Regions from separate parts of the Homo sapiens genome. Here region 2 is linked to region 1. A link is a loop called in an ENCODE intact Hi-C map of the cell type or tissue named here. Cell type or tissue: ovary. All regions are shown on one strand. Each heading gives the region's core, and the rest is flanking DNA. Links, peaks and the distances in the headings are about the cores only.

What was found. Peaks named below come from ENCODE experiments on the same cell type or tissue, not always from the same donor. Only the 100,000 strongest peaks of a DNase experiment are listed, where the experiment ranks them.
Region 2: a loop joins it to region 1, with 2.0 times the contacts of the local background. A loop is called at or near these places in 2 of 110 quality-filtered maps.

What each region holds. Positions count from the first base shown.
Region 1 is chr6:150,987,669-151,003,109 of GRCh38, reverse strand. The region is part of intron 20 of MTHFD1L (methylenetetrahydrofolate dehydrogenase (NADP+ dependent) 1 like); the gene reads right to left. Among named protein-coding and RNA genes, the nearest start is that of MIR12131, 110 kb to the left of the region's middle. In ovary, for the core only: no CTCF peak of the experiment used is centred there; no DNase peak of the experiment used is centred there; H3K4me3 peaks cover 1,417 bases; H3K27ac peaks cover 6,901 bases.
Region 2 is chr6:150,916,887-150,932,327 of GRCh38, reverse strand. It overlaps MTHFD1L (methylenetetrahydrofolate dehydrogenase (NADP+ dependent) 1 like), which reads right to left. Exons shown (of 28, transcript NM_015440.5): 9 at 13,660-13,751; 10 at 10,026-10,123; 11 at 6,033-6,206. Among named protein-coding and RNA genes, the nearest start is that of MTHFD1L, 59 kb to the right of the region's middle. RefSeq lists a silencer at 9,329-9,577. In ovary, for the core only: CTCF peaks have their summits at 3,506 and 6,920; a DNase peak (open chromatin) is centred at 7,057; H3K4me3 peaks cover 595 bases; H3K27ac peaks cover 4,679 bases.

The DNA of each region.
Region 1 (15,441 bases), core at 4,432-12,431:
CTCATGCTTTAGTGCATTCACAGAACCCATTTCTGCAGAATCACAAATCCTAAGTACAGTTCAGCCCTTCTCGACTGGAGGCGGTTCTGCCTATTCCGCTCCCCACCTGGACACTTAGCAATGCCTGGAGACATTTTTGATTGTTGTAAATGGCATCTAGCAAGGATGCTGCTAAATATCCTATAATGCACAGGACAGCTGGGACCCTCCCCCCGCCAACAAGGAATAATCCACCCAAGGTCTCCATAGCACTGAGGCGCCGACAGCTTGCAGTGGCTCACGCAGGAGGAAGGAGCCTGGCGCTTTCTAGACGCCTCCTCTGAGAATATTACGAATGCACTACATGCTAGGCAGAAAGATTGTGCAAGATCATTATGCTAATCGTTGTAACCCTGTGCACTGTAAGATCCTGGAATATGAATTATCGCAGTAAAAATTCCGTCCAGCGTGGTTGGGATGTGTTGCGTCAACAGTATGGTCGCTACAACCCAGCACTCTCTGGAGAAGAAAAACAGTGATGAGGTGACTGCTGAACCAGCTTCACAGGGAAGAAGGGAAGGTCAACAGAAATGCTCTCAACATGGGGCAGCATGGGCGGCGGCAGCTGTCCGCCTTACCGCTCAATGTGCACACGATGGGGAAAAACCATTCTAAGAGACCGAGGCATGGGGAGAGGGCCTCAAGTTAACATTTGTGAAACATTTTCTATGTAGCCAGGCAATGTACTAGGTGTCCTGTCTCACTTCACCTTCAACATCTGTGAGGCATCTTTCTCCTCCATTTACAGTTTATGATACTAAGGACTGGAAAATTTTATAATTTTCCCCAAGGTCACACAGCTATTAAGCGATAGAGCTTGGACTAAAACCAAGGCCTGTCTGCTAGCAACCTCTGCCAAAGTCCCTGCTCCATACTCCTCATCAAACAATCAACTGATCACATAGCATTTCCCTAGCTGAGCTGCTTGGTCAGTTTTGCTTTCAGTGAAAATCTTAACACTTGGTACTTCAATAATACTCCAGCATTTAACAAGTAGCTCTAAATTATTTTCCTGAACTGAGAGGTAAGTGTGTCCAGGCTTTTGTTCTAACTGCAATAAGGCCCTGCTGTGATTACCAAAGTATGCAATCTAGAATGTTCTTTATGATCCTCCTTCCTTTCCACCCACCCTCCCTTCCTTTACTTAAGTCAGAGTGCTTGTTGTCTCTTTTAGAGCAATTCATTTAGAGATTATAAATCACCTCCTCTGCTAGTTCTTGGTCCATGTGTCAACAGTGATGAGTTCTGGGGCAGCAGCAGGGAGTATTCTGTTTGACAAAGAAACACTTCAGAGAGAGGATGCTCCAGGGACCACTTCCACCTGGACTTGGTACCCAACCCCAGGCAGGAACAGGCCACACAGGTAGAGAACACTGGCGCTGCAATCCGGCCTCCTGAGGTCCAGGTATTTTACCCACTCCCAGCCGAGTGATCAGATCCCAAGACTTGCCTTCCTAACCTCCCCCAGCCAGGCACCAGCTCTCCCTTCGCTGGATGGGAAATGAGTGACCCCAATGCTCTAGCCTGGGTTTTCTTTTCAAATTTTACTTTCTGTTGTCAGCACATGTGCATGGAGGGAAAAGAAAAGGCAAGAACCGCTTTAGATCTGAAATTCTCATTTCTGCTTTTACACTGGGGAAAACCCTCCTTGGACTTTGAAAAATAGTTAAACTGAAGTGCTGAGATAGTTTTTCCGTAAAGTTTTCTTAATTTCTACTTGAAATACCTGGATGTTGCCACCAGAATTGCAAATTAAACTTCTGCCTTGCTATGGCACTAAGAGGTCCTTTATTCCATGGGTACTCAGAAGATAAAGAAATTAGAACTGTCGGATTTCATGGCTACTTCACAATGGTAGCAACTTTTCTCTCCATGTGTGCAACAAACATATATCAAATATACAACATATTGAGTTCACCATTACGTCTGGACACGAACTTGAATTTATGGACTGCCAGAGGTTTCACAGAAGAACTAGTCCTTGCAACTAGCTCAGCTCAAAATAGGTTAAGAAATATGAGCGCACGGGGCGTATCTGGCTAACTTAATCATCAAAAGAATTTCTTGTAAATAAGAAAGAAAAATAAAACTGTAGCTTTCATTCAAGTAAAGGCTACACTTTGCTTCCTCACAACAAATCAAAAACAAAAATAGAAGCTTTGTAGAGGAACAAGCAAGGTGTATGCTGGACAGTACCTCATTCTGAAGCGCTGTTGGTGTTAACTGCCAAACAGTGCTAAAAGAAATAGAAAGTAGAATCTTCAGGCTGCCTTTTTCTGCCCTATATAAACATGTTTATTCAATGGCAGCTGTCTGCAGATAAACTCAAAAAAAGTCACAGCAACACATGAATTCTGAACTTGAATTAAAGGGGAGAAAGTGAGGATTGTAATGACTTTTTCAGTGACTACCAGGAGACAACACCAGGATAAATCATTCAATTAACTATAAGAGAAATTCGGCATTATTACTGCAGCTTAAAAATAGAACTTTGTTTAGAATATATTAATTTTGAGGATCCAACTCATCTTAAGTCAATGAAATTTCACTAACCACTAAATCCTTTCTGCTCTTTAGGATTTGTCTATTCAACATATAACCCTGTTTAGTTTTATTAAATATCTTGGAGTCGAATTTCCAGGAAGTATATAGAACTAACTAGACACATATCAGGAGACCTAAAGGAAAAAGAAACTGGCACAAACCTCAATTTTTTTCTTTTTTTTTTTTTTTTTGAGACAGAGTCTCTCCCTGTTGCCAGGCTGGAGTGCAGTGGCACGATCTCGGCTCACTGCAACCTCCACCTCCCTGGTTCAAGCAATTCTCCTGCCTCAGCCTCCCGAGTAGCTGGGACTACAGTTGTGCACCATCACACTCAGCTAATTTTTGTATTTTTAGTAGAGACGGGGTTTCACCATGTGGCCAGGATGGTCTCAATGTCTTGACCTCGTGATCCACCTGCCTCGGCTTCCCAAAATTCTGGGATTACAGGCATGAGCCACCACACCCAGCCCAAACCTCAATATTAATATTAGCACATGCCCTTCTTCCTTTCCACCTCTTTGGTGATGACCAAGTTCATACACATTAGGGGAAGATTGGAGGTGGTGCACAGAACATGAGGAAGTTACTGGGGACGTATTTGGGAAAAGCGATAGAGAAAGTAAGCAGTGTAAAGAGGAGACAGGTACACGTGAACATATTTTTGGTTGTAGTAAAAGCTTTGAAAATACCAATACCACTTAGACGTGCTTTTGTGTCAGAACTCAGAATTTCCTTCCTCCAGAGCATTAATTAGTTACAGACACCGGTTTACATTATTTAGAACCATCATGAGTCATCTTGTTTTGTAAGATGATTTTGACCAAAGTGAAATTTAATTTCCAAAAAGAAATGTTTCGATGAATATTATAAATTATACACATTTAAAATTATATGATTATACATGTAATAAATTATATAGGCTTATTTTTAGCTCCTTTATAAAAATCCATCAGAATTAAATTCATAAATCCATTATCCAAATAGTTCCCATGTTCTTGTAGGGAACAAGAACAGTTTGTACAGTGCCATGACTATGACCAGAGCTTTAAGCCTTCTGCTCTTGGCCAACAGTGGTGTTCCCCAATCCTGGTTAGAGGCCTGGGATTTTGGATGATTGCATGAGGGAAGAGCTCTATTCTTGCAACTCCTGAGAACTGGACACCAGGAAGTTAACTCAAAACAAATGAATTCTGACAGGCTTGGCCATTAACATGATTTAGCCCAAAATAATGGAAAGATGACACAGAACACTTTTTACTGAGCAGTTATGAAAACAAACCCAAAAGGGAAAGAAGTACAGAATTATGCAAAATGGTTGCAAAATGCAACATGGAAAATGCAATTATGCAAAAATGGTTGGCACCAGACTGAAGTGATTTTTGGCTTTTAAATTTTTTCAGATTTTGTAATATTTGCATATACATAACGAGATATCTTGGGGTTGGGACCCCTGTCTAAACATGAAATTCATTTATATTTCATATACTCCTTATAGACATAGCCTAAACTATATATATATATGTATATATATTTTTTTAAGACAGGGTCTCCCTCTGTTTGCCCAGGCTGGAGTGCAGTGACATGATCTTGGCTCACTGCAACCTCTGCCACCCAGTTCAAGTGATTCTCCCACCTCAGCCTCCCAAATAGCTGGGACTACAGGTGTGTGCCACCGTGCCCAGCTAATGTTTTTTTTTTTTTTTTGTATTTTTAGAGGAGACAGGGTTTCATCACCTTGCCTAGGCTGGTCTCGAACTCCTGAGCTCAAGTGATCTGCCTGCCCTGGCCTCCCAAAATGCTGGGATTACAGGTGTGAGCCACTGTGCCTGGCCCTGGACAATAGTTTTAATAATTTTGTGCATATATGAAAGATTTAACTGCATGCTGACTGCAACCCGCCACACGAGATCAGGTGTGGAATTTTCCACTGGTGGCATCATGTTGTCACTCAAAAAACTTTGGATTTTTGAGCACTTCTTTGGATTTTGGATTTTTGAATTAGGGATGCTTAACCTGTGTAAACAATAAAAGGTAAAAACATTTTACTTTAAAACTTCCTAGGAAAGAACAGTTTCAAAAACCATGCAGTAACTTTTTTTTGGTACCATTAATGTAACTTAGCAAGAGAAACTATGATTATTGAATTCAAAAACAAAGTAAATATGCCAGCATTCCTGGCAGGACAACTTAGATTACAGAATAAATTAAGACAGACAGAAGGAAAATATCTTAAACTTTACAATTATAAGATCGTACAATGTAGTAACTCAATACAAGCAGGCTGATCATGGACTTTTGAACCAAGATAGAGTCCCAGTAGTTTGTCATTATATAAATTTACAGAATTTCAACCAGCATTTAAAAAAAGGAAATAAAATAGGATAGAAAATTATTAGACTACATCATATATAGTAAGTGAAAGTAGCACTGTTTCACAAGATTTTGATTCAGTTTTTGCACACACATGGTGTCATATAAAATGCAATTGCTGCTCTGGATTTCAGTTAAACATTCAAGAGTCACAGGCACAGAGTCTACCTCTGGTGATTCCTTATTTAAGAAGGGAAGAGACGGACCTGCCACTTTGTGCTCATGCCTAGACCTACCGGTTTCTCACAAGCAGATCGATTTAATGATTACTCGGGCCTGGCCTAAAGAATCTGCTCAGTTTTGGTACAAACAGCAGAGGCAGCTCCCATGAAACAATATTGCTGGTGTTATTAGTCAGTGTATGTATTTTTTTTGTTTTGTTTTTTGAGACAGGCTGGAGTGCAGTGGTACGATCATAACTCACTTCAGCCTTGATCTCCAGGGCTCAGGTGATCCTCCCACCTCAGCCTCCTGAGCAGCTGGGACCACAGGTGCACACCACCACACCTGGCTAATTTTTGTATTTTTTTTGTAGAGATGGGGTTTTGACATGTTGCCCAGGCTGGTCTCGAACTCCTGGGCTCGAGGCATCCACCTGCCTTGGCCTCCCAAAGTGCTGGGATTACAGGTGTGAGACACCGTGCCCAGCCTCAATGTATTTATACTTAGGATCACAAAGCACAATCATAGCCCAAAGATGAAGAAAAACATCTTCACTGTTACTCGCACTGATCCCGTGACCCATTGTCACAGACTTGGAGCCGGACAGCAAAAATGTAGCATGAAAACAAATGAAGTAAGAAGAATCTTCAGTCAAGCTCTGTTCAGTTTGAACGTTATTTTGTAGAATATTGGGAAGTTGTTTTTTAGAGCAACCTACACCCTTGTCCAGGGCTCAGCACAGTACCAGCAGTGCACTCATCGGCTCAGGCACTAGCCCGTGGCCCTCACTGCCCTACAGGAAAGACAGGTCTTGGTCCTCAGTATGGATAAAGGAAATGAGCCCTCAGGGCTGACCAGGACACAGTGCTGAGAAGCTGGGACAGAGCTGGGACAGCGCCCAGGAGAACATGTCAGATCAATGACAGCGGTAAGAGTCAGGTGATCAAGTGAGAGGTTAAGGGCCCCTTTGGACCCATCTCAGCCCCTGAGGTAGTGAGTCTGGGATTCGGTCAGTGTTCTACCCTCTCAGTGGCCCCTGGGAGCAGAGGTGGCTCTTTTCCCAGCTTTCTCCACCGCACCTAGAAAGCAGGCGAATTCAAGGCAGAGGGGATGAAAGAAGCATAGCATTCAGGATCTTTCAGAGATAAACAGAGGGCCTCTGCCATCAGAGGAACCTGCTTCTACACGCCTACTTTCAGGGGTCCATAGGCAAACCTCTATCTTGGAATGTGAGAGCCCAGTTCCCCAGCTTAGGTCTCCAACCCAGCTGGAGAAATGTTTTGCCTTGTGAGGAAGTCATCTTGAGACTGAGGGTAACTTGGCCCAGCCGGCTGCTCAGGCCTGGGGCTGTAGGCTCAGCAGGAACCAGGGCTGAGCTGCAGAGTTTGAGAAGAGTCCACAAATGTAATATATGGGGGACAACAAGGGAGTGGTTTGTGTAGAACACATAGATCAAGGAGGAAATTAACATTGAAGGCTAAACAGGGGGTTTTTCTGCTGCTGCTGATGTTAAGAATGGTGACAAGAACCAGGCATGGTGGCTCACACCTGTAATACCAGCACTTTGGGAGGTAAAGGCGGTAAGATCACTTGAGCCCAGGAGACCAGCCTGGGCAAGATAGTGAGACCTCACCTCTGCAAAAAAAGGAAAGATGACCTGGGTGAGCAGATGGTTGATCAAGTCAAGGTCTCCAAACTCAACCCATAACACACCTGCTATTTCCTACCCCACTGGTGTAGTGGTCCATTTTGGGGCATGGAGACAAGAACAGGCCACACTATCTTCCTTTTCCTGGGTCCTTCCGGTGTGCCCAAGAAGGCACCCTGCTGCCTGTTCAGTGGTACTGGATGGTAAAAGCATTAACAGAAGCAATGAGGACATCCTGAAGAGGCCCGCAGTTCATATCTACATTTGATAAAACCTCAAACTACAGATAATAGCCTTGAAAAGCAGGGATGAGCATTTTTTGTTGTTTTGGCTTATTTCCAAAATAACTTCTGTTTATCAAATTAATATATTATTAGAAATATGTTGGCCAGGCACCGTGGCTCACGCCTGTAATCCCAGCACTTTGGGAGGCCAAGGCAGGTGGATCACAAAGTCAGGAGTTCAAAACCAGCCTGGCCAACATGGTGAAACCCCGTCTCTACTAAAAATACAAAAAATTAGCCTGATGTGGTGGCAGGTAATCCCAGCTACTTGGGAGGCTGAGGCAGGAGAAATCACTTGAACCTGGGAGGCGGAGGTTGCGGTGAGTCGAGATTGCACCACTGCACTCCAGCCTGGGCAACAAGAGCAAAACTCCGTCTCAAAACAAAAGAAATATGTTATTAGCGATATGTTATTGGAAAATTTAATGTAAGGAAGAAAACAAAAAACCATAAATCATTTTCACTTTATGTCTCAGGTTATCTTTGTACCGTTGACAAAGGAATGATGTCCTTGAGATGTCCCGGTAAGCATTTTTTTTTTTTTTTTTGAGACGGAGTTTCGCTCTTGTTGCCCAGGCTGGAATGCAATGGCGTGATCTCAGCTCACCGCCACCTCCGCCTCCCAGGTTCAAGTGATTCTCCTGCCTCACCCTTCCTAGTAGCTGGGATTACAGGCATGTGCCACCACGCCTGGCTAATTTTGTATTTTTAGTAGAGACAGTGTTTCTCCATGTTGGTCAGGCTGGTCTCGAACTCCCGACCTCAGGCGATCTGCCTGCCTCGGCCTCCCAAAGTGCTGGGATACAGGCGTGAGCCACCGTGCCCGGCCTGGTAAGCATATTTTACAGGACAAAAAGTAACAAAAATCAGGAATAATTCTCATGTTCCCATCTCCCCACCCCTCCCCCATCCCTAAGTCCAGAAGTAATTTGTTATAATTGCCATCTGGTATAAAAGAAGAACAGACCCTCAATTTGCCACCTTTCCCTCCTCTTGAGATGTCCTCAGCCTGACAAAAATATGATTAGTTGTATTATACAGGAAAATACGAAAGATATATAAACATTTAATTATTATGTTTATTATACTGGCAAAAGATATGCATTAAAAACAAGGTTTCATTATGCCTAATTGGCTTGCAAATCTCGGAGAAAGGTTCCTGAAGAGCAGTTTGGGGCTCTCCCCAACAAAGATATCATTCTCTACCTACATGCTTTATCTGCAATGTAACGATGCCATGCTCTAAAGACGGTTCTGTATCCCAATCGATTCAACTAATCTAATATGAAGCTTTTCTCCATGACACTAACTACCATATAATCTTCCACTGTAAGACTGAGTCCTGATTTATAAAACTACACTCTTACTATTGGATGTGTCCTAAACTCTTTTTCAAAAATGATCTGTGATGCACAGAAGAATGAAAGGGTGGGCTGGTCAGTTTGGTTGATTTAGAAGATAATCCTAATCATGTCTGTGTAGAGAAGTCATAGGTCTTCTTGCCTAAACTCTGGTTGACCACCTGACAGATGCTGTCAAAATAGAGACGATGACACAGATGACGGGATTAACTCAACTCTGTGTCTAGGAAAACCTCTTGAACTGTCGTCACGCTGACAGTGGATTGGCAACTCACCTTTCTATTTCAAGAAGAAGAGGTAGAATCTGAATGTCTTCGCTTGTCTTGCAGCTAAGTATGGCTGTGTGACTAAGGTCACTGATGAGATGTAACCAGGTATGTTGTATGTGATTTCCAGGAAGCCTCCTGAAAAGGGGGTATGCCTTTCTTCCTTTTTCTTGCTGATTGGGATACAGATGCAATGGCTGGAGCTTGTGCAACCATCCTGGACTACCAGGTAGCACAGAACCCATGATGATCAAGGAGTTGCTAAACCAGCCCAGACTGGCTACCCTGAACTTCCTTGATGTGAGAGAGAAATAAACTTGTATTATAGTGCTGGGTCACTTTCTTTCTTTCTTTCTTTTTTTTTTTTTTTTACTGTTGTTGTTATTTGTGGGTAAAACTAATCCTAACTGACTCATTTGCAAATACAGAGACTACTGAGAAACATCATAGCATTTTTCATTTGTATCATTTCAGTTTGCAAACTGCTTCAACACTGCGCAGTGTTTTCTTTTTCTGCACAATGTTAACTCTGAGACTAAAGTCAAGGTTACAATTCTAATTTAGAAGAGGTGAGACTTGCTTAAAGTTTTGCTGATGAATAAGCTAAACTTTCAGAGGCTGAGATCTTGCAATAACTCTTTAATTGACACCCCCAAGCTACGCCACTGAAGGAAACAGAGAGGAAGGATCGTAAGCTCCAGACACTGAGTTAAATCAAGACAGCAGAAATCGGTACTTACGGCACTTTGGAGGGGCACAAGATCTATGTGCAGGAATCCAGGAGCTTTCCTGTTCAACTGTCCTTAAAAACTGCTTTCACACTAGGCCGGCTGTGGTGGCTCATGCCTGTAATCCCAGCCCTTAAGGAGGCCGAGGCAGGAGGATCACTTAAGGCCAGGAGTTCAAGACCAGCCTGGGCAACATGGCAAAAACTCGTCTCTAATAAAAATACAAAAATTAGCTGGACGTGGTGGTGTGTGCCTGTAGCTTGAGAGGCTAAGGCACAAGAATCGCTTGAGCCTGGGAGGAGGAGGCTGTGGTGCGCCGAGATCACATCACTGCACTCCAGCCTGGACAACAGGGCAAGACTGTCCAAAAAAAAACCCACCCAAATTATCTAAATTCTGTCTCTAAATTACTCTAAATTCTGCTCATTTGTTTGTGTATGTGCCAAATGAAGAAATGGTTTTTTGGAAGAAAAAACTATTTTCATACTTGTTTAAAATATTTTTAGAAGTTATATCATGAAATTGTTGCCTGTCCCTGAAAAGTAAAAACAATCTACTCTCAACCAAAACATCTATGCAATTTCATAAAACAAACAAAGAAAAAGGGACTAAACAATATGGAGAGAGAAATCAAAAGAAGGTACTCAGATTGCTGGTGTTTACAATTCAGCATCTTTGTTTGCATAAACACTCAAACATACGAAAAAATTTAAAACCTCATTAAAACTTAACCGAGCATCACAGTGCTGAATCAGAAGCACTGGGTGAGTGATGAAGCCATGCTTGCTGCCCTTGGAAAGCAGCCTACATGGGAAACCACTGAGAAATCTCAGCACTGTTCATGTCTCTGGGTTTCGTTTGCAGAGAGAGTCGTAGCCCTGCTCAAGTCAGGTGGTTCACCCAGTCACCAACTGCCCGCATCCCTACCATTCAACCCAAGGGAAATGCAGGAATTTGTGCAGCCTCAAACAAAAGCCATCAGTGCTGCAAGAAAGTAATGTAAGGCCCCTGGCCCACTAAACATGGCCATTGACATCCAGATTTAGTTCTAAAAAAAGTGAAGATGTAACCACATACTCATCACAACTGCCAATCTTGGCTCTGGCCTCAACCTCTCTCCTAAATTACAGACCTAAATTTCCTTCCCCACCCTGAAATGGACAAACATTAACATTTTACCATGATTACTTAAGATTGTTCCTCTTTCAGAGAAGTAAAGCAGCATAGCTGAGTTCAGTATCCCATGCGCTCATCCCACCCCTCTACTTCTTCCCATGGTCATAACTCCTATGAACTCAGAGCTTATGCAGATCAGGTTTTCAGACTTTTTCTACATAAGCACACATGCATAAACAGAATATAGCATTGTGTTATGTGTTTTTCAAAAATGTAACAGATTGTATACACACTTCCACAACCCGTTTTGTTTTTTCATTGTGCATTTCTGAGCTCCAGCAGTGTGGACATACCCAGAAGTAGCATTGTTGGTTATACCACGTGCACATCTCTTACTGACGAAGGAGTCCTTTCCTGGGGAGGGAGCCCTGTTAGATAACAATTTGTCCACTCTTTCCCTTCACTTATTCGACTTCAGAAAAGTGGTATGACTTATCTGATGGGGGGTTGGAAAGAAACAGTATCTTAAAGTACAGTCCTGGCAAAATCATTCAGGAAGTCCTCATGGATTAGAAACTATACTAACTCTTCTCCATGACTTTTAAAGACATTGAATGAGACTCCAGTCTATTTGCTTTACCCTGTCTCTGAACTAGCGAACTATTTTGATTCCTTGAACACAGGCCAATCTTTCTCCCCTCTCACCTTCTTCAAGGCTCGCCTCAGTGCCATCTTCTCAGGAGAGCCTTCCTGAAACCACTATTTCAAAACTGTCAATTTCTCCTCACTGGCAATTGAAAGCATAGTATTTCAGATTAGCATTTATTCCCCTCCAGAATATGACTTCATCTAATGATGAAACTCATCTCCCCCAGATGTCTTAGACTCTAAACTATGCCCACAATCTGCTGACACTTGTCAGCTACAGTCACATGCCTGTCGTTTGCTCTCTGCCTCGAATGTAATTTCCCTGTGTCTACATGTCAAATTACTTGATTTTTCAAGTCATTTTTTCCTTTTATAAAAAAAACTACTACAAAAGTAATACACAGTAATTGTAAAAATTTGAGAATGCCAAATCACAAAGTGTGAAGTGAAAATCACCATGATTCCATTACCTCCAGGCAAACAAAAATAATCATTTGATATACTTCTATATCTCTTCATTCCATATATAGATATAAATCTCATACAAATTGGAGATATATTATTTTACAACCTGATTTTTTTAACTTTATATTTTGTGAATGTTTTCCCATGTTCCATGTATACATTTATCTATTCTTTTTACTAGCCTTGATAGGATACCAACAATAATTTTTTTTTTTTGCTTTTTCCTGGAAGCTTTATGTTTAATTTGCACACTAAAAAGTAAAAAGTCACTCTATCTTTATTTTGAATATATTGTGATACAAAGCTCTATGGTTTATATTTTGGCAGGGCATGGCAGCTCATGCCTGTAATCCCAGCACTTTGGGAAGCAGAGGCAGATGGATCACCTGAGGTCACGAGTTCAAGAGCAGCCTGGACAACATGGCGAAACTCCGTCTCTACTAAAAATACAAAAATTAGCCAGGCATGGTGGCATGTGCCTGTAATCCCAGCTACTCAGGGAGGCTGAGGCAGGAAAATCACTTGAACGCAGGAGGCGGAGGTTGCAGTGAGCTGAGATCGCACCACTGCGCTCCAGCCTGGGTGACAGAGCGAGACTACATTTCAAACAACAACAACAACAAACTCTATGGTTTATGTTTTAAAATTATTAGTCAAATGTTCCAACATCATTTAATCAGTATCCCATCCATTCACCACTAATTTAAAATGTCATCTGGCCAGGTGCAGTGGCTCATGCCTGTAATCCCAGCACGTTGGAAGGCCAAGGCAGATGGATCACCTGAGGTTGGGAGTTCAAGACCAGGCTGGCCAACCTGGTGAAGCCCTGTCTCTACTAAAAAATACAAAAAAATAGCTGGGCATGGTGGCGCATGCCTGTAATCCCGGCTACTCGGGAGGCTGAGGCAGGAGAATCACTTGAACCTGGGAGGTGGAGGTTGCAGTGAGCTAAGATCACGCCATTGCACTCCAGCCTGGGCAAGAAGAGTGAAACTCTGTCTCAAAAAAATAAAAGAAAAGAAAAAAATAAAAATAAAAATAAAATGTCATCTTATCAAATTACTACTGGAAGAAATCTATCTCAGGACACTCCAGGGTATTCCTCTGCTATTAACTGTTTTGCTATAGGGTTATCTTGTTCTGATACTTACAATTAGTTTAATCATCCATCATGGTTCTTGAAAAAGCCTTTTTTTTTTTTGAGACAGAATCTCACTCCGTCGCCGGGCTGGAGTGCAGTGGTACAATCTAGGCTCACTGCAACCTCTGCCTCCCTGGTTCAAGCGATTCTCCTGCCTCAGCCTCCCAAGTAGCTGGGACTACAGGCACGCACCACCTCACCTGGCTAATTTTTGTATTTTTAGTAGAGACAGGGTTTCACCATGTTGGCCAAGCTGGTCTCGAACTCCTGACCTCAAGTGATCTGCCCACCTTGGCCTCCCAAAGTGCTGAGATTACAGGCGTGAGCCACTGCGCCCGGCCTTGAAAAAGCTTTTAAATCCATCCTCATGAATTCATTCTTGCAGAATCTAGACAAATGCTGTGATTAATTTAACCACGAAGTTCATTTTCCTCTGCAGTTTTTACAGTAAATACAGTATAGTATAGTGTGGCATGATATAGTATAGTAATTTTATAGTAATTTAGGTGTTAGTTTGACAGAGGAAGGATGATTAATACCAGTTATTCCCATCTAAGAGTATGTCATGTGTCTTACCATTTATTCAGGTCTTGTTGTTTGTCTTTCAATAAAGTTTTATAGTTTTATTCTATGTGCTCATTTCTTGCTAAACTTATTTCCTAAGTATTCTATCCTTTGGGGGACATGTATAAGTAGGACATTTTCTCTATTACAGTATGTATTTATGGCTAACAAAAAAAGAAAACTATTGACATTTACATATTTACATTGCATCCACTAGCAAACTAAAACTTTTATTACTTAAAATAAGTTGTCAGTTGCCTCTCTTGAATTTTCTAGTTATATAATTATTCTGTACATAAATAATAAAATGTGTCTCTTCCTTTCCAATATTTATAATTTTTGAAATTGTTCTTATTCATGCTTCAGAATAATGATGAATAATAACGGTGAGTATAGGCACTGCTGTGGTGTTCCTTATATACTGGATGCGTCTTCAGGGTTACACTATTTAATGCCATGATCACATTAGTTTCAGTTTTTCAGTTTTACTTAAATTCTTCTGTTGCATGAAGTCTTCCTTTATCATTCCACTTAGATACCCTTTCATTCCTAAAGTTACTTCTTTGCTCTGCTTTATTTTGATCTAGATACCCAAGCAGTTTGTAATTTGCATAGTACTTTTAAATCTTAGGCAGCTTTTAAATTGATATTATTTATACTGAAGCATTAATGGTTAAGACAACATTCACAGCTATGGCTAGCAAGAGGCTTGCGGCTTTTAGAGATCCCTAATAGGCCAGGCGTGGTGGCTCACGCCTGTAATCCCAGCACTTTGGGAAGCTGAGGTGGGCAGATCACCTGAGGTCAGGAGTTCGACACCAGCCTGACCAACATGGAGAAACCCCATCTCTACTAAAAATACAAAATTAGCTGGGTATGGTGGCACATGCCTGTAATCCCAGCGCTTTGGGAGGCCAAGGTGGGCAGATCACCTGAGGTCAGGAGTTCGAGACCAGCCTGACCAACATGGAGAAACCCCACCTCTACTAAAAATACAAAATTAGCCGGGTGTGGTGGCACATGCCTGTAATCCCAGCTACTTGGGAGGCTGAGGCAGAAGAATCACTTAAACCTGGGAGGAGGAGGTTGTGGTGAGCCGAGATTACATCATTGCACTCCAGCCTGGGCAACAAGAGTGAAACTCCATCCCCGCTCCCGCCCCCCCCACAAAAAAAGAAAGCCCTAATAATCTGTTTTTCTACACCCCACAAAAGATGTTAAGAGGTACATAGAAAGATACACTAAATGCATCTTCCTTTAGCAATGGCTGGTTTCCCAATATTCCTAGCTCAAAATTCTGTTATGTTTTCTTTGTGTAAGAACAGCACAATATTGTAATTATACCAAACGTTGCTAAAAACTTTAAAACGACCTCATATAATTGCAATATCCTAAACTATAGCTTATACAAGGAAGGGGTAATTTGACTCTTTTTGAGTATCCTCAGGCTGAATGCTCTTGGCTAAGATGGGGTAAGATAGCAATCATATAACGTAATTTTAAAGTTATTATGTAACGGATATTTTTAAAAATTCTCAAAAAGCTTATGCATTTTATGAATTTCAAAACTTCAGTTTAACCTCTGGATCACATTTTAAAATCATTTAATGTTAACTTTCATAGCACTAATCTCTGCATGACAATGTTTTGACAAGGATCTTATTTTAACTCCACATTTTATGATGGTAAGCAGAACTACATTCTAAGCATATTACTTAGAATATATATAAATCATAAGCAGGGATGGGCTGAATATCTCATTGAAAATCAATCTGCATCTTACAGCACATAGAGAAACAGTCAAGGTCAGGTTAGACAGCCCTAAACCTCAAAACTCCTTCCAAAACGTTTTACCTTTTAAATTTAATTACTCTTTTACCTGATTTATTTAATTGCTGCTTCAACACAGCACATGGAAAATATGCCTGTGTTCACCATAAAAAGCCTAGTGGCCATGCAGACAGGTTTACCAGTAGTTAAGTCATTCAGCTACCAGAAGTGTTACTAGTTTCTCATTTAACAAACGTGCACTTCCTGTTATGCACAGGGCTGTATGATGCTGCTATGGAATGAAAGTGAACATTCAGAGGTGGCAAAGCACGGTG
Region 2 (15,441 bases), core at 2,809-10,808, 69 kb after region 1:
ATAAGCATTCTGACATGCCTGTCTCGCCTACCAGGCCACACACTTGTTGAGGTAAAGGACAATGCTCACCCTCTTTGCACCGCTATCACATCACCTGTTCAGGGCACAGAACAGCAAAAAAGGGTTGACAATGGAATGATGCTTTTTTTTTTTTTTTTTTTTTTTTGAGATGGAGTCTCACTCTGTTGCCCAGGCTGGACTGCAATGGTGTGATCTCTGCTCATTGCAACCTCCACCTCCCGGGCTCAAGCAATTCTCTTGCCTCACCCTCTTGAGTAGCTGGGATTACAGGCACCCATCACCATGCCCAGCTAATTTTTGTATTTTTAATAGAAACAGGGTTTCACCATGTTGGCCAGGCTGGTCTCGAACTCCTGACCTCAAATGATCCGCCCGCCTCGGCCTCCCAAAGGGCTGGCATTACAGGCGTGAGCCACCATGCCCTGCCAGAATGATGTCTTTTTAAAGATGAGTATTACTTATTGGCAGTTACAGTAAAAACTGTCAAAGTACCTGTGACCATTTGGACACAATCTGAAAAGAAGTTTATAATTTACTCAAAGGTCAAAAAGATGGCTTATCCAGAGAGAAGTGGTAAAACTTTGAACTATTCTAAAGACCCAGAATCTTGTTGAATAGCACCACTGCCATTAGCCATGGGCCTCACCATGCACTCCAAAACTACATGCTCAAGTAGCATATGAACATAAATCATCCATCCCAGGCATCTTTAGGGTCTAGGGGCTTTTTAAGCCTTTTATTATCTAACAATAAACCCCATGGTGCATTTGGTTATGTTTCTCATTACACTTGACTTAGGTAAACGGTTCAAAGGCCCTGTGGGAAGTGGTTTCTTCTAAATACCTCTGTTTTGTTCTAGAAGTAGCACAAATAAAAGAAAATCACACAGATATTTAAATAGTTACTCAAGGCAGAAAAGCCAAATCATAGAAAAGTCAGATTATTTTAACATTGTACCGAAATAAAGGGTTGAAACATTTTTAAAAAATCCAATCGGGTATTTGGCCCTCTGCAGAAAAAAAAAAAAAAAAAAAAAAAGATGAAATGATGTGAATGATTCAAATTTTTCTTTAATGTGAAATTCAGTCTATTCCCAGATCAGTTTGGGCTGCTTTTTTAGCTGCTCTGTCCAACCAATTCAGGGAAATTCTAGAAACTTCTGCACAGAAATGGGTGCAGGCCTGATGGAGACTGAGATTCAAATGCCCTGCAGCTGCACTCCAAGTCAAGTTCTCAAACAAAATTCCTTTTCATTAGTGTAACTGGGAAAATATGTAAAACTCATGAGTCCCTAAGATTCTTTTGGCATATTTCCCTGAACAATTCCCAATACTTTTCATTTTGTCAGGCAAAGCAAATAAAGTGATGTGTAGGTGTAAATACCATGCGATATGTAGTTGATGAAATGCAGATGATTCTGACTGAATAAGAAATCCTAAAGTTTGAAGAATGGCTTTTTAAAAGAATTAATCTGTTCTGCATTTGAGTTATTAATAATAGAAGATTTAAAAAAATCTCATTGTTTTATATTTTAATCCCATTGCTGATATATTTAAATCACATTTCTATATAAATTAAAATATGTAATAACAAATATATTGTTATTTAGTATTATTTAAAAATTACTTGGGTATTTGAATTCTTCTAAAGCATGGAAAAAGATTTATGTTACAGTGTTCAGAGAAAAAGGCAGGACAAAAATGATATTTATAGCATGATCTCAATGTGTAAAAAGATGAATATATAAATAAAATATTGAGTTATGAGAGACCTAGTTATCTCCTTTTTACTTTATGTTAAATTTTTTACAATAAGCTAATATTATTTTCAGAATTAGAAAAGACTTTTAGAAAAAGGAAATAATTCTCCATTTAATGGAGGGGTCATTTATATTTTTAAAGAAGTTGCAACAGTGCATATAATGGTTTGATAACAGTCATTTCCCCCTAACGCTTGACCTGGTCAAATGTAAAAATATGAAGATGATTTTTATTTCAAATTGACTTTTCACTTTAGATTACAAATGTTGCTTTAAACCAGTGCTGCTTTTTGCTGTTTGTTTGTATTTTTTAAAGATGGGGTCTTGCTATGCAGCTCAGGCTGGTCTTGAACTCCTGGCCTCAAGTGATCCACCCACAGTCTCCAGAGTAATTGGGTTATAGGCACAACCCGTCATGCCAGGCCCACTTTAGGCTATCGATAAAATAGTTGCCTGTGATCTAAACTGATATCAATATTCAGCTATTAAGGGATTAGATACTGATGACAGTTTACAGCCCTAAAAAATATATCATTTGTTGTGTTGGGGAGAAGGGGCTGTTCATTCTTCCCTTATAGAATCCAGTGTGGCTATTTCCTAAAAATCTTCAAGCTGTGCCACAAATGCATACATATATCATAATCTTACCAGCACGGTTATTTTTTTCCACTACAGTTAAAAAAGAGACAGGCCATTTAATTTTTGTTCCTTCAAAGGTCTTTGTTAGGTAAAGAAACTTAGAATTTCAGAAAAAGAATTGTTGATCCCTTGGTGTTTAATCTGTTCTTGAAAATTCATCTTTAGTCTTCTTTTCTATTTACAACATGGCAGGCCAATTTCAGCTTGATTATACATATTAATGCTAGCAAAAAGCCAGCGTGGAGAAATGTTCTACTGGCCATGGACTGCATTGGCTGTAACCCCAGGCAGTCGTGCTAGCTAGCATTCTCCAGCATGAGGCTGGAGGCCCAGCTTTGTTTACAAGTAAGGAACCTGAAAACAGTATCATCACAGCTTTGTTTTAGAAGTATCAGTTTTGTGTTCCAAGCTAAGGTCAGAGCCATCCATATCTGGATTTCTGATTTTATTGACAAGCCCAAAATGGAGTAAAGCACAAGGACTGGATAAGAAAATCTGCTGCAGGATTCTTCCTTCATAAACAGACAACACATCCTACCAAGTTTTCCTTAAGTGTTCCTATCTGAACAGGGTGAGAAAGCCTGCAAACCCACCTACCAAGATCATCTGAAGCCTGGAAGAAAGGAACCAATTTCACAAATCAAATGCTTTTTCAAGGTCTTAATGGCCAAGAGTTTGTTTATTAATTGCAGACAAATATGCATCAAGCATACTGCCATAAAACAACCCTGACTAAACTGTGCCCTAAACTCAGAGACCCCGGAGCCAATCTAACCAGAGGCAGCTCCTTGCAGGGTGTGGGCCCAGAGGGTGCCTGCAGGTGGAGCCAACCCCTCCCCTCAGCCAGGAACTTTCCCACACTCGATTATGGGGACATTAAGTTTGGGGTTCTAGGTTGGAAAGGGGCTCAGGAATCTAACTGCAGTGAGCCTGGAAGCCTGCGGGAGAAGGGTGAAGCCACAGGCAACCAAGGTGTGGAGCAAAGGATGAATTCCTTACAATGCCAACTGCTGAGGGATTCAGAGAGGCCCTGGCTGTCTGTCCCTCTTACAAAAAAGCTACAGAAGCTGGGCATGATGGCTCACACCTGTAATCCTAGCACTTTGGAAGGAGGAGGCGGGCGGACCACTTGAGGCCAGGAGTTCAAGGCCAGCCTGGCTAATGTGGCGAAACCCCGTCTCTATAAAAATACAAAAACAGTTAGCCAGGCGTGGGGGTGCATGCCTGGAATCCCAGCTACTTGGGAAGCTGAGGCACAAGAATTGCTTGAACCCAGGGGGCAGAGGTTGCAGCGAGCCAAAATCGCACCAGTGCACTCCAGCCTGGGTGACTTCATCTCAAAAAAAAAAAAGAAAAGCTACACAAAGAGAAGGAGAAAGAGGAGGACAGGAAAGTGGGACAGGAGGAGGGAAAAAGGATTTGAAGAAATCACTATATCATTAAAGAGGTGATTTTTTTTTTTTTTTTTTTTTTTTGAGACAGTCTTGCTCTGTCACCTAGGCTGGAGTGCAGTGGCGTGATCTTGGCTCACCGCAAGCTCCGCCTCCCAGGTTCACGCCATTCTCCTGCCTCAGCCTCCTGAGTAGCTGGGACTACAGGTGCCTGCCACCACGCCTGGCTAATTTTTTGGTATTTTTAGTAGAGACGGGGTTTCACCATGTTAGCCAGGATGGTCTCGATCTCCTGACCTTGTGATCCACCTGCCTCGGCCTCCCAAAGAGCTGGGATTACAGGTGTGAGCCACCGCGCTTGGCCTGTTTTGGATAATATTTTTGCTTTATTTGTGGTTATAAATAATTGAACTCACTTCCGGGGATTTTTCCTAAGGAGATAATTAAACAGATGCACAAATCCACATGCCCAAGGTTGTTAATTCTAGCAGTTTAAAATGGCAAAAATTGGGAACACTTTGATTGCCCATCAATAGAAAATTGGTCAAGTAAGTTGTGGAACATCCCTATTCTATGTTCAAATTATTTTTCTGCATCAGTGCACTTGGACAATTAGAAACACTCAGAACTACCAGGGTAGCACTTATTGATGGAACTAGAGGTGCCAGAAGATGTGTAAGATGGGATCTCCACCCTCATCCTGGGCATTTTGCTACTCCCCCAGCCCCTGCTTCCCCAACATGTTTAAGAATCTGGGATGTGGCCAGGTGCGGTGGCTCACACCTGTAATCCCAGCACTTTGGGATGCCAAGGTGGGTGGATCACTTGAGGTCAGGAGTTCGAGAAAAGCCTGGCCAACATGGTGAAACCCCATCTCGACTAAAAATACAAAAATTAGCTGGGCATGGTGGCGCATGCCTGTAATCCCAGCTACTCGGGAGGCTGAGGCAGGAGAATCGCTTGAACCCGGGAGGCAGAGTTTGCAGTGAGCTGAGATCACACCACTGCACCCCAGTCTTGGCAACAGAGCAAGACTCTGTCTCAAAAAAAAAAAAAAAAAAAGAATCTGGGATGTGAGTGATGGAATGTTATGTTGTCATGAAAAATGGTGACATAGCTCAATATTCACTCACATGGAGCTCAGTATGCCACATATGCTTGAATAATCAGGTTGCTTACACAATAGCATGTGAGTGTGACCTCATGGCTGAGAGACTCTATCAGCGTCAAAACAGTCCTCGCAGGTCAACAGTTGTTTCCTCTGAGTGCTTGGGTTTGGGATGTTTTACTTTTTCACTTCTGTTTTCTGAATTTTTAGAATATTTCTACAATGAAACTACATTCTTTTTATAACCAGAAAAAGAAATAAAGAAAAAAGCACTTACATTAATAATTAAATACGTAAAAACAAAGTTACCTAGGAGTCAATTCCAATTACAAGAAATGTCTCTGCCTGACAAATAGGTTTTGTGCCTGAAGCTTTGTATACATCATAAGCAATAGTCACTGAAATGAAATTTCAAGGCAGCAAAGGAATTTATATGGTCTCATGATGTTCCCTCAGGTCACACTGAATAAATATTTGAAATCCCTTGCTTTCTATCATCTTTTCAGCTAGTGAATGTACTTCTTTTTTTAAAAAGAAGGGGAAAAAGGCAAACACTCCTTTTCACAAAAACTATGAATTTGTCTTTTATAAAATAACCAACACAAATGAAAATGGCCCAACATTAGTTTTGAAATGCAGAAAAAGGGAAATAATGAGCTTTTGAAATGTGAATATGTAGGTAAGATCAAGGATATTAACAGGAAAACATGTTTCATATGATTATCTGTACCTTTTCCACGAAAATATTTCAAGTAGAACGCACAAAACAAACTGCTCAGTTCAAAATAGTTTACTTTCAATTCCTATTTTGATTTTTATAATGAAAAATGAAATTCAAAAAGTCAAGGAGGAGCAGGGGTAATAACAACATAATATGAGAAACAAAAGATAAAGCACTGCAACTTGTTTGACTTTATCTTGTGTAGAGTCGACTAGTTTGCTCTGCACTGAAAATAAAAACTTATCTCACACCAAATAAAGAAATGCCAAATGAAATGGACGAAATGTCAAATGTGAGAATAGGATGGATTGAGGGGTACGAGGAGAGAGATAAATAGGGAAGAGTTTTGTAAATATGTCTGCTTGATCAAGTAGATGTTAGATGGTGTCTTACCCAGCAACTAAGACGTATTTTCCATCTGCTTGATCCTTTAACCTTTCTAGCACGGACAAACGTACTTTGGCTTTGCTTTTGCCATAGATTTCAATTTCATCTGCAAGCAATCCAATCTCCTTGGCAAGGACATCCACAGCTTTTGGAGTTTGTCCTCTTGAAATCTCAATGTCACTGAGGGGAAAGACAATACGAAAGAGAGAAAAGGCTTCTCAGCTTAGGTGGTCACAACTGGAGTGAAAACAGCCACACATCACGCCAACGATGAAATCAATGCAATTACTTTGGGGTCCTTTCTCCCAGGCAGTAATAAGCACAACTGCTAATAATTAACGTGTATGAGAAAATGGTGTATCATTTTAGAAATGCAACTCCAAAAAACTCACAAAGATCCTAGAATTGTGTCCAGGTGGAAGTATAACACCTATGGCATAGAGACAAGAACAGCATATTATAATGTGTCCAAAACCCTCCTGCAAGTGTGATTCGACTACAGAGCAAAATGCTCTGTATGGGCCATCATGGTATTCATTAGCGATGAATAGAGGGTCATTGCATAATAATCTCCGATCGGGCTGGCCACATGTTTCTCTTGGCTATTCAAAAATGTGAACATTACTATCACATTAGAGATTAAGTACAAAAAAAAAGAAAAAATGTGGAAATGCTATTTCGTTTTATCTGTGTCCACACTTCCCCCTCTCTATTTACAGTCTAAAATCATATTTCAAAATGTTTTATTAATTACATAACTGTCGGTAAAAGGACCTAGTGCCCTGAGCCCAAGTTCAGACAGGAAATTGTAGGAACTCCAGAGAGTCATTGGGCACGTAACTGAACTCTTCTATTTTACTGGCCACCACTGCTCGTCTTACAGGAGTGGTCTGGATACCAGCATGTGTAATGCTGGACTCTTTCCTCTGGGGCTCATGTGCTCAGTCATTTCTTTGCTGGGCAGTCAGGCCCTTCATGTGTCTGAGAGTGAGAGATGGAAGGCACACCTGTTCCCCCAGCAGCAAGACTAACCCCGGGAGACCACGCGGCGGGGGACTACCCTTAAAGGTTGCATCAGAGAGGACAGCTATTCCTTCACTCACCCCAGAACACTTATTTTTGTTGTGGTCTGCCTCCTTGCGGTGGGCAGATCAACCCCCTCAGTGGACTTTAGTCAGCCCCTTGGCCCTGACTGTTTCTGTAGCTACTGCAGGTAATCTACCCTCAGTGTTCAGACCACCCTAGACTCTCCTCCAGGATCCTGTAGGGGCCTGACCCGGGGGTAAGAGGCAACAGCAAACACACCTCCACCCAGACTTCTCCAAAGGGCACCAGAGAAACTAGGAGTTCAGGTTACCCCCCTCAAGTACCGCTGAGTATTCCTTTCCAGGCCTCCACCTATCCGACCTTTCCTTTCTAGCCTCCTACTTTGTTTTGCCTTCCTGGCCATAGTTTTTTTCTGTCTCTCTCTTCCCACAATCTCCTAAATTGAAGAGCTTAATCTTGAACAATGTGTAAGCTTTTGGCAGGCTGCAGAGGCTCACGCCTGTAATCCCAGCACTTTGGGAGGCCAAGGCGGGAGGATCACTTGAGTCCATGAGTTTGAGACCAGCCTGGCCAACATAGCAAAATCCCGTCTCTACTAAAAATACAAACAAATTAGCCAGGTGTGGTGGTGGCACCTGTAGTCCCAGCTACTCGGGAGGCCGAGGCAGGACAATCACTTGAACCTGGGAGGCGGAGGTTGAGGTGAGCTGAGATTGCACCACTGCACTCCAGCCTGGGCAACAGAATAAGACTGTCTCAAAAAACAAACAAGCAAACAAAACAGGCCTGGCATGGTGGCTCATGCCTGTAAGCCCAGCACTTTGGGAGCACAGGAGGGCAGATCACTTGAGGTCAGGAGTTCAAGACCAGCCTGGCAAACATGGTGAAACCCTGTCTCTACTAAAAATACAAAAATTAGCCAGATGTCCTCGCTTGAACTCAGGAAGTGAAGGTTACAATGAGCAGAGATGAAGCCACTGCACTCCAGCCTGGGCAACAGAGCAAGGCTCTGTCTCAAAAACAAAACAAAACAAACACCTGTAAGGTTTTCTCTTTACTAGCTAGTCACAGAGACATCATCCGATTTTTGGGGTGATTTATAAACTACTCAGCCTGCTTCTCTTTGCCCAGTGGGTCTAGAAATCAATGATTTCAAAGTAAATTCTTCTTGGGGGAGAAAAGGATTTAATTATTTAACAAGAAGAATTTACTTTGAAACTTTGGTACACAATTTGGTGGAATCTATCTTAATCTTTTTTAGCACTTTGTAAGTAGAAATTATTGATTTACTTTTAAAATCTAAGGTCTTATAACAACAAAAATAACTCTAAAATAAGATATTTTATGAAACAGATTGCACAAGCCCAGGGATGATATTACAAAGAATAACATTCCTCATTGCAACTTATATAATTAATGAACAGAGAGCATAACTGAGATGTTTCGTCTATTGCAGGGATGAAAACATGTCCAGGAGGGTCACACCCTCCTAGTGGGTAGAACTGAACCAGGGTGTTCATCTGACTGTCCAAGGAAATGGAGTTCAATTCTATAAAGCAACTGGTTATCAGGTAAAAAATGAGTCAGCCCCGGTGCGGTGGCTCATGCTTGTAATCCCAGCACTTTGGTAGGCCGAGGCAGGTGGAACACCTGAGGTCAAGAGTTCAAGACCAGAGCAAGACTCTGTCTCAAAAAAAAAAAAAAAAAAAAGAAAAAATAAATAAATAAATAAATAAATAAATAAAGTGTCAGTTACTAGAGGGATTTTATCTCCTCGGCACTGTGTGCATTCCAACGTTGCTGGATGAGATTACCTGGGGATGCACACCTAGTATTATGCACACCTGGATAATGGGGGTGGGGCCAATTCCTTGGAGTGGGACAGACACAGATGACTCATCATCAGGCTGGAAAATGCAGCTGTCTGATTCAGACATCATCCCTACCCAATCATTCTAAACCACAAGCTGAGACTATGACCTACAGTTTATATTTCCAAATTTATAGATAGAATATGTAGCTCAGACCTCATCAGAGAGCACTCTGAGGAAAATATCCACCTTGACGAGCACAGACTATTCTATCAGATCGTTCTGAAGAAAGCTGAGCTCAGTTCCCACGTGGAATAATGTTTGGTTTGGACGGTCCTTTATCCCCAGAGTAGAAACCTATATGGCCCTTAACACCAGGCGGATATATACGTGTTGGGCATTTCTGACATTGAAAAGCATATTCCAAATATTACATTACCATATTTTGTCAAATTTAAAACCATTACTTCATGGACCACTAAGAAGAAAAACCACTGCCAGGCCAGGCGTGGTCGCTCACGCCTGTAATCCCAGCACTTTGGGAGGCCAAGGTGGGCAGATCACCTGAGGTCAGGAGTTTGAGACCGGCTGGCCAAAATGGTGAAACCCCCATCTCTACTAAAAATACAAAAATTAGCTGGGTGTGGTGGCGTGCACCTGTAATCTCAGCTACCCGGGAGGCTGAGGCAGGAGAATCGCTTGAACCTGGGAGGTAGAGGTTGCAGTGAGCCGAGATCGCACCATTGCACTCTAGCCTGGGCAACAGAGCAAGACTCCATCTCAAAAAAAAAAAAAAGGGTGGGGGGGGAAAACACTGCCATTAAATATAGGAAACATCATTGAAATTAAATTAATATAAATTAATTTTAAAACATCATTAAAAAACTGCCATTTAATATAGAAAACATCATTGAAATAAAAAAATATGCCTTCTTAGAATTGACAGAACACAGTAATACATTCATTATGATTTAATTTTGGAGAATTTACAATAGAGAAAATAGGGTGGCAATTTAATGAATAGAGAAACTTATCTACCATCAAAACCACAGTACCATGAGTTGTGCTTCTCCCCCATGACTAACTAGGGCTAAGGCACTGTGCTGAGCTGACATCAGTGTAAATAAAACACCAGTGTTACCTTGGCACAGGGGAGAGAGGCTGAAGTTTCAAGCAGTGAAGTCTCCACCGCCTGTGCTGCTGTTCACGAAGCCATCTCCTTCCACTACTGACCATGTTCTTCAGCAGGGATAGAGGGGAAAACATGTTAGAATGGTAAAAGCTGACAGGGCACACACTTAAACCATGGAAATATTGTTTGTGGATGTTACAAAACAAGATTATCGAGTCGCACAATAAGCCAGGAGGATATTAGGAATATTTTTATTCACGTGTAACTAGGTTTGTAGGTTTTTCTTAAAAAGGAAAACGTGAAAACCACTAGTTAGATATACAACTATTCAATATCGCACTGAAGAGTTTGATAGTATTAAAAGAAGCTGCTCTGTTTCTTAAATATGCATGCATGAACTTGATGATCCAGCTTAATTCTATAGTTCCCTTGCAGACTATTAGCTCTTCATACTTACAGCAATGAATCTGAGAATGTTTTTAAAAATGTACATCCAGGGTTATTTCAAGTCACAGGCCAGAACTTCTGACTATGTTCATTGTTTTTGTTAAATTTTAAAAAGAAAAACAGGAAAATGTGAGAAAATACACTATTAAAAAATCCAGGTGTGGTGATGCGCACCTATAATCCCAGCTACTCGGGAGGCTGAGGTGGGAGGATTGTTTGAGCCCAGAAGTTTGAGGCTGCAGTGAGTCAAGATCACACCACTGTACTTCATCCTAGCTGAGATTCTGTCTCTTTAAAAATAAATGAATAAATAGGCCAGGTGAGGTGGCTCATGCCTGTAATCCCAGCACTTTGGGAGGCCGAGGTGGGCAGATCACTTGAGGTCAGGAATTCAAGACCAGCCTGGGCAACATGGTGAAACCCTGTCTCTACTAAAAATACAAAAATTAGGCCAGGTGCAGTGGCTCACGCCTGTAATCCTCTTTGGGAGGCTGAGGTAGGCGGGATCAACTGAGGTCGGGAGTTCGAGACCAGCCTGACCAACATGGAGAAACCCCGTCTCTACTAAAAATACAAAATTAGCTGGGTGTGGTGGCACACGCCTGTAATCCCAGCTACTCGGGAGGCTGAGGCAGGAGAATCACTTGAACCCGGGAGGTGGAGGTTGCAGTGAGCTGAGATCGTGCCATTGCACCCCAGCCTGGGCAACAAGAGCAAAACTCCATCTCAAAAAATACAAAAAATTAGCCGGGCGTGGTGGTGGCATGTGCCTGTAATCCCAACTACTCAGGAGGCTGAGGCGGGAGAATCACTTGAGCCCGGGAGATGGAGGTTGCAGTGAGCCGAGTTTGCGACATTACACTCTAGCCTGGGCAACAAGAGCTAAACTCTGTCTCAAAAAAAAAAAAAAAAAAAAAAAAAAAAATTATCTGGGTGTGGTGGCATGTGCCTGTAATCCCAGCTACCCAGGAGGCTGAGGCAGGAGAATCACTTGAACCTGGGAGGTGGAGGCTGCAGTGAGCTGAGATCGTGCCACTGCATTCCAGCCTGGGTGACACAGTGAGACCCCGTCTCAAATAAATAAATAAATAAATAAATAGATTAAGTGTTCACAAAAGACATCATGTACATGGATAAACTTATACTGAATAGGTTCGTCATCCAATTTAGAAAAGAAAAATGAAGAAAATATAGGACTGCGTGAATGATCAGCTTGGATGCCCAGCTTCCAAATACCATCCTTCCATAGTTGGTATAAAAGAGCAAGCAAATTGAACTACTGAGTAGTGTTATGTATGCATATAAATTATAAGTAAATGAAATAAAAATAAATAAAAATAAAATTTGGCTTTGATGGAAATGTAACTTATAATCCTTACAAAAATGTCTAATGACCCATTTTGAGGTAAAGAGTTTCAATTGTGTATTACCCTGTACATAAGAAAGAAATGAACTAAATGTCACTGCCAGAGGCCACCACTGCTGCAGGCTCCAGCACCATGAGAACACTCAGCTTATATGGTGGAACACTGATGACCTTCGCCTTTAGGTCACACAGGTGGTGGTGGTTTGAAAAAATGCCTCCAAATACTTTAATACTCCTGTCTTGAAGAAGTGAGGACAATTCTCCTTCTCTTGAATGTGAACTGGACTTAGTGATCTACTTCTAACAAACAGGATAAAAGGAAGTGGCGGCACATGAGGTTAGAGCCCAGGTCATCCACACTGCAGACTCCTCCTGGTTGCCTCCCTTGGATTGCTCACACTGGGGGAAGTTAGCTGCCACACTGTGAGCAGCCCTACAGAGAGGTGGACATGATGAGGAACCAAGGCATCCTGCTGATGGCCAGTGAGGAATGAAATACACATGCCCACAGCCATGTGAGTATGCCATCTTGGAAACAGATCCTCCAGCCCCAGTTAATGCCTCAGATGACTGCAGCCCCAGCTGACATCTTCACTTCAAATGCATGAGAGATCCTGAGCCTAAACAATTTGATATAGTTTGGATGTGTGTCCCTGCCCAAATCCCATCTTGAAATGTAATCCCCAGTGTTAGAGGTGGGGCCTGGTGGAGGGTGATGGGATCACAGGGGCTAGTTTCTCATGATGGTTTAGCATCATCTCCCTCGGTAGCGTCCTTGTGATAGTGAATGAGTTCTCATGAGATCTGGTCATTTAAAAGTATATAGCACCATCCCTCACTCTCTGCTCCTGTTCCCGCCTTGTGAGATGCCTGCTTTCCCTTCACTTTCTGCCATTCTTGGAAGCTTGGTGAGGCCTCTCCAGAAGCAGATGCCTGTGTTATGCTTCCTGTAAGGCCTGCAGAACTGTGAGCCAGGTCAGGCGCGGTGGCTCATGCCTGTAATCCCAGCACTTTGGGAGGCCAAGGCGGGTGGATCACATGAGGCCAGGAGTTTGAGACCAGCCTGGCCGACATGGTGAAACCCTGTCTCTACTAAAAATACAAAAAATTAGCCAGGCGTGGTGGTGTGTGCCTGCAGTCCCGGCTACTCAGGAGGCTGAGGCATGAGAATCTCTTAAACCCAGGAGGTGGAGGTTGCAGTGAGCCAAGATCGCACCACTGCACTCCAGCCTGGGTGACAAAGTGAGACTCTGTCCCAAGGGGAAAAAAAAGAACCGTGAGCCAATTAAATCTGTTTTCTTTCTAAGTTAACCAGTCTCAGGTATTTCTTTTTTTTTTTTTTCAGTCTCCCTCTGTCACCCAGGTTGGAGTTCAGTGGTGCAATCTCAGCTCACCACAACCTCTGTCTCCTGGGTTCAAGCGATCCTCCTGCTTTAGCCTCCTGAGTAGCTGGTATTTCTTTATAGCAATGCAAGAATGGACTAACATACCACCTAATCTGCTAATCTACTACCAAATCTCTGACTTGAAGAAACTGTGAGATAATAAATGCCTTGTTGCTTCAGTTGCTAAATTTTGGGATAATTTATTACACAGCACAAGATAACATACACAGTCCCCAGGATGGGTCCCTGCCCCACACTGCCATGTGATCATAGGCAACTCACTTCATTTTTCAAAATCACCATTTCTTCACTTATCAAATGGGCCTAACACTGTGTGTGAAGTGTTTAACACTGTACCTGGTAAACAGAAACCACTTGCAAAATGTTAGCAACTATTAATCAAACTTCCAAACTCAAGATTCTCAGACAGCTATGTTGAACAAACCTGAATTCGCAGAGCTGCAGCAAGGAGAATCACATCATCTTCCTCAATGAGTCCACCAAAATGTATTCTTGGAGAGCCACACCCAACCTTCCCTGTAAAAAATTGGAGGGAAAAAAAAGACTTTCAGTACACTGTCATTTCTAACCAATTGCTCCTTGTAAACAGCTAGCACACTGAATAGTGGTCTCATTTTTCACCAAGGAAGTTAGGATGTCGGGGCACGGCTGCAGACTGGTCACCTCTGGCACAGGCTTGGGGCCCTCCATTGGGCCTGCTTCACATTTTACATTAGAGAAATGGCCATCTGGCCGGGTGCAGTGGCTCACACCTGTAATCCCAGCACTTTGGGAGGCCGAGGCAGGTGGATCACCTGAGGTCAGTTCAAGACCAGCCTGGCCAACATGGCAAAACCCCATCTCTACTAAAAATATAAAAATCAGCTGGACATGGTGGCGTGTACCCGTAGTCCCAGCTACTTGGGAGGCTGAGGCAGGAGAATCGCTTGAAGCTGGAAGGTGGAGGTTGCAGTGAGCCAAGATCACGCCACTGCACTGCAACCTGGGCGACATAGCAAGATTCCATCTCAAAAAAAAAAAAAAAAAAAGGCCATCTAAGCTATTAACCTGGGATAAATGGATTTAAAAAATGTAATGAAGCACATCATGTGCTTTCAAAATCATATCTCACACTGAGCCAGGAAGAAACATCTAGGCACACCATCTCTTCACACGAGCCCAAGTATTCTGATTTTTAAATTATGGCATAATTAGAGATAGAAATAATAGCTCAAGAGAATTCATAGCGAACATTTAAAACATGTGGATGCAACATAGACTGCAGATTAGGCCACAGAATTCAGAGTCAGACTTGCATTAAAAGCATACCTCTTCCTCTTGCTAGAAATTGTGATGTTGGGCCTGTTAATTAATGTGAGTAATATCAACCTCCTAAAATTTTGTGAAAATGAAATATGATAAGGTATATAAAGTTCTTGGCATATAGTATGTAGTTTAAACTATTAACATGAAAGTAAGGCTCAGAAGAAAGGAACAGGGATATATATTCTTCCACAGCATAATCTGTCAGAATGACTTCATATCCTAACCTTTAGATTTTTTTTTGACACAGTGGGCTTCATCTTATTAGAAGGATCTAAAAAAATTTTTTTTTTTTATTTTTGAGATAGAGTCTCTCTCTGTCACCCAGGCTGGAGTGCAATGGCACGATCTCAGCTCACCGCAACCTCCACCTTATTAGCAGCTGGGATTACGGCACCTGCCAACACTCCCGGCTAATTTTTGTATTTTTAGTAGACACAGGGTTTCACCATGTTGGCCAGGCTGGTCTCAAACTCCTGGCCTCAGTGATCTGCCCACCTCGGCCTCCCAAAGTGCTGGGGTTATAGGTGCGAGCCACCATGCCTGGCCTAGAAAGCTCTAAAATCTTTACTGTACAATACATAGAAAAATAGAAGCACTTTCACTTGTGGATGCAAAGCGTGAGAAGGCAGATGAAAACACTCACAGGGTAAGACTGGTCAAAGTGTTACATGAAAGATCAGGCTTTTTTGATAATTTAAAAATTCTCTATCATAGAAGTTATAGAACCGGCCAGGCATGGTGGCTCACGCCTGTAATCCCAGCAATTTGGGAGGCCAAGCCGGGTGGATCATCTGAGGTCGGGGGTTTGAGAACAGCCTGACCAACATGGAGAAACCCCATCTCTACTAAAAATACAAAATTAGCCAGGCGTGGTGGCACATGCCTGTAATCCCAGCTACTC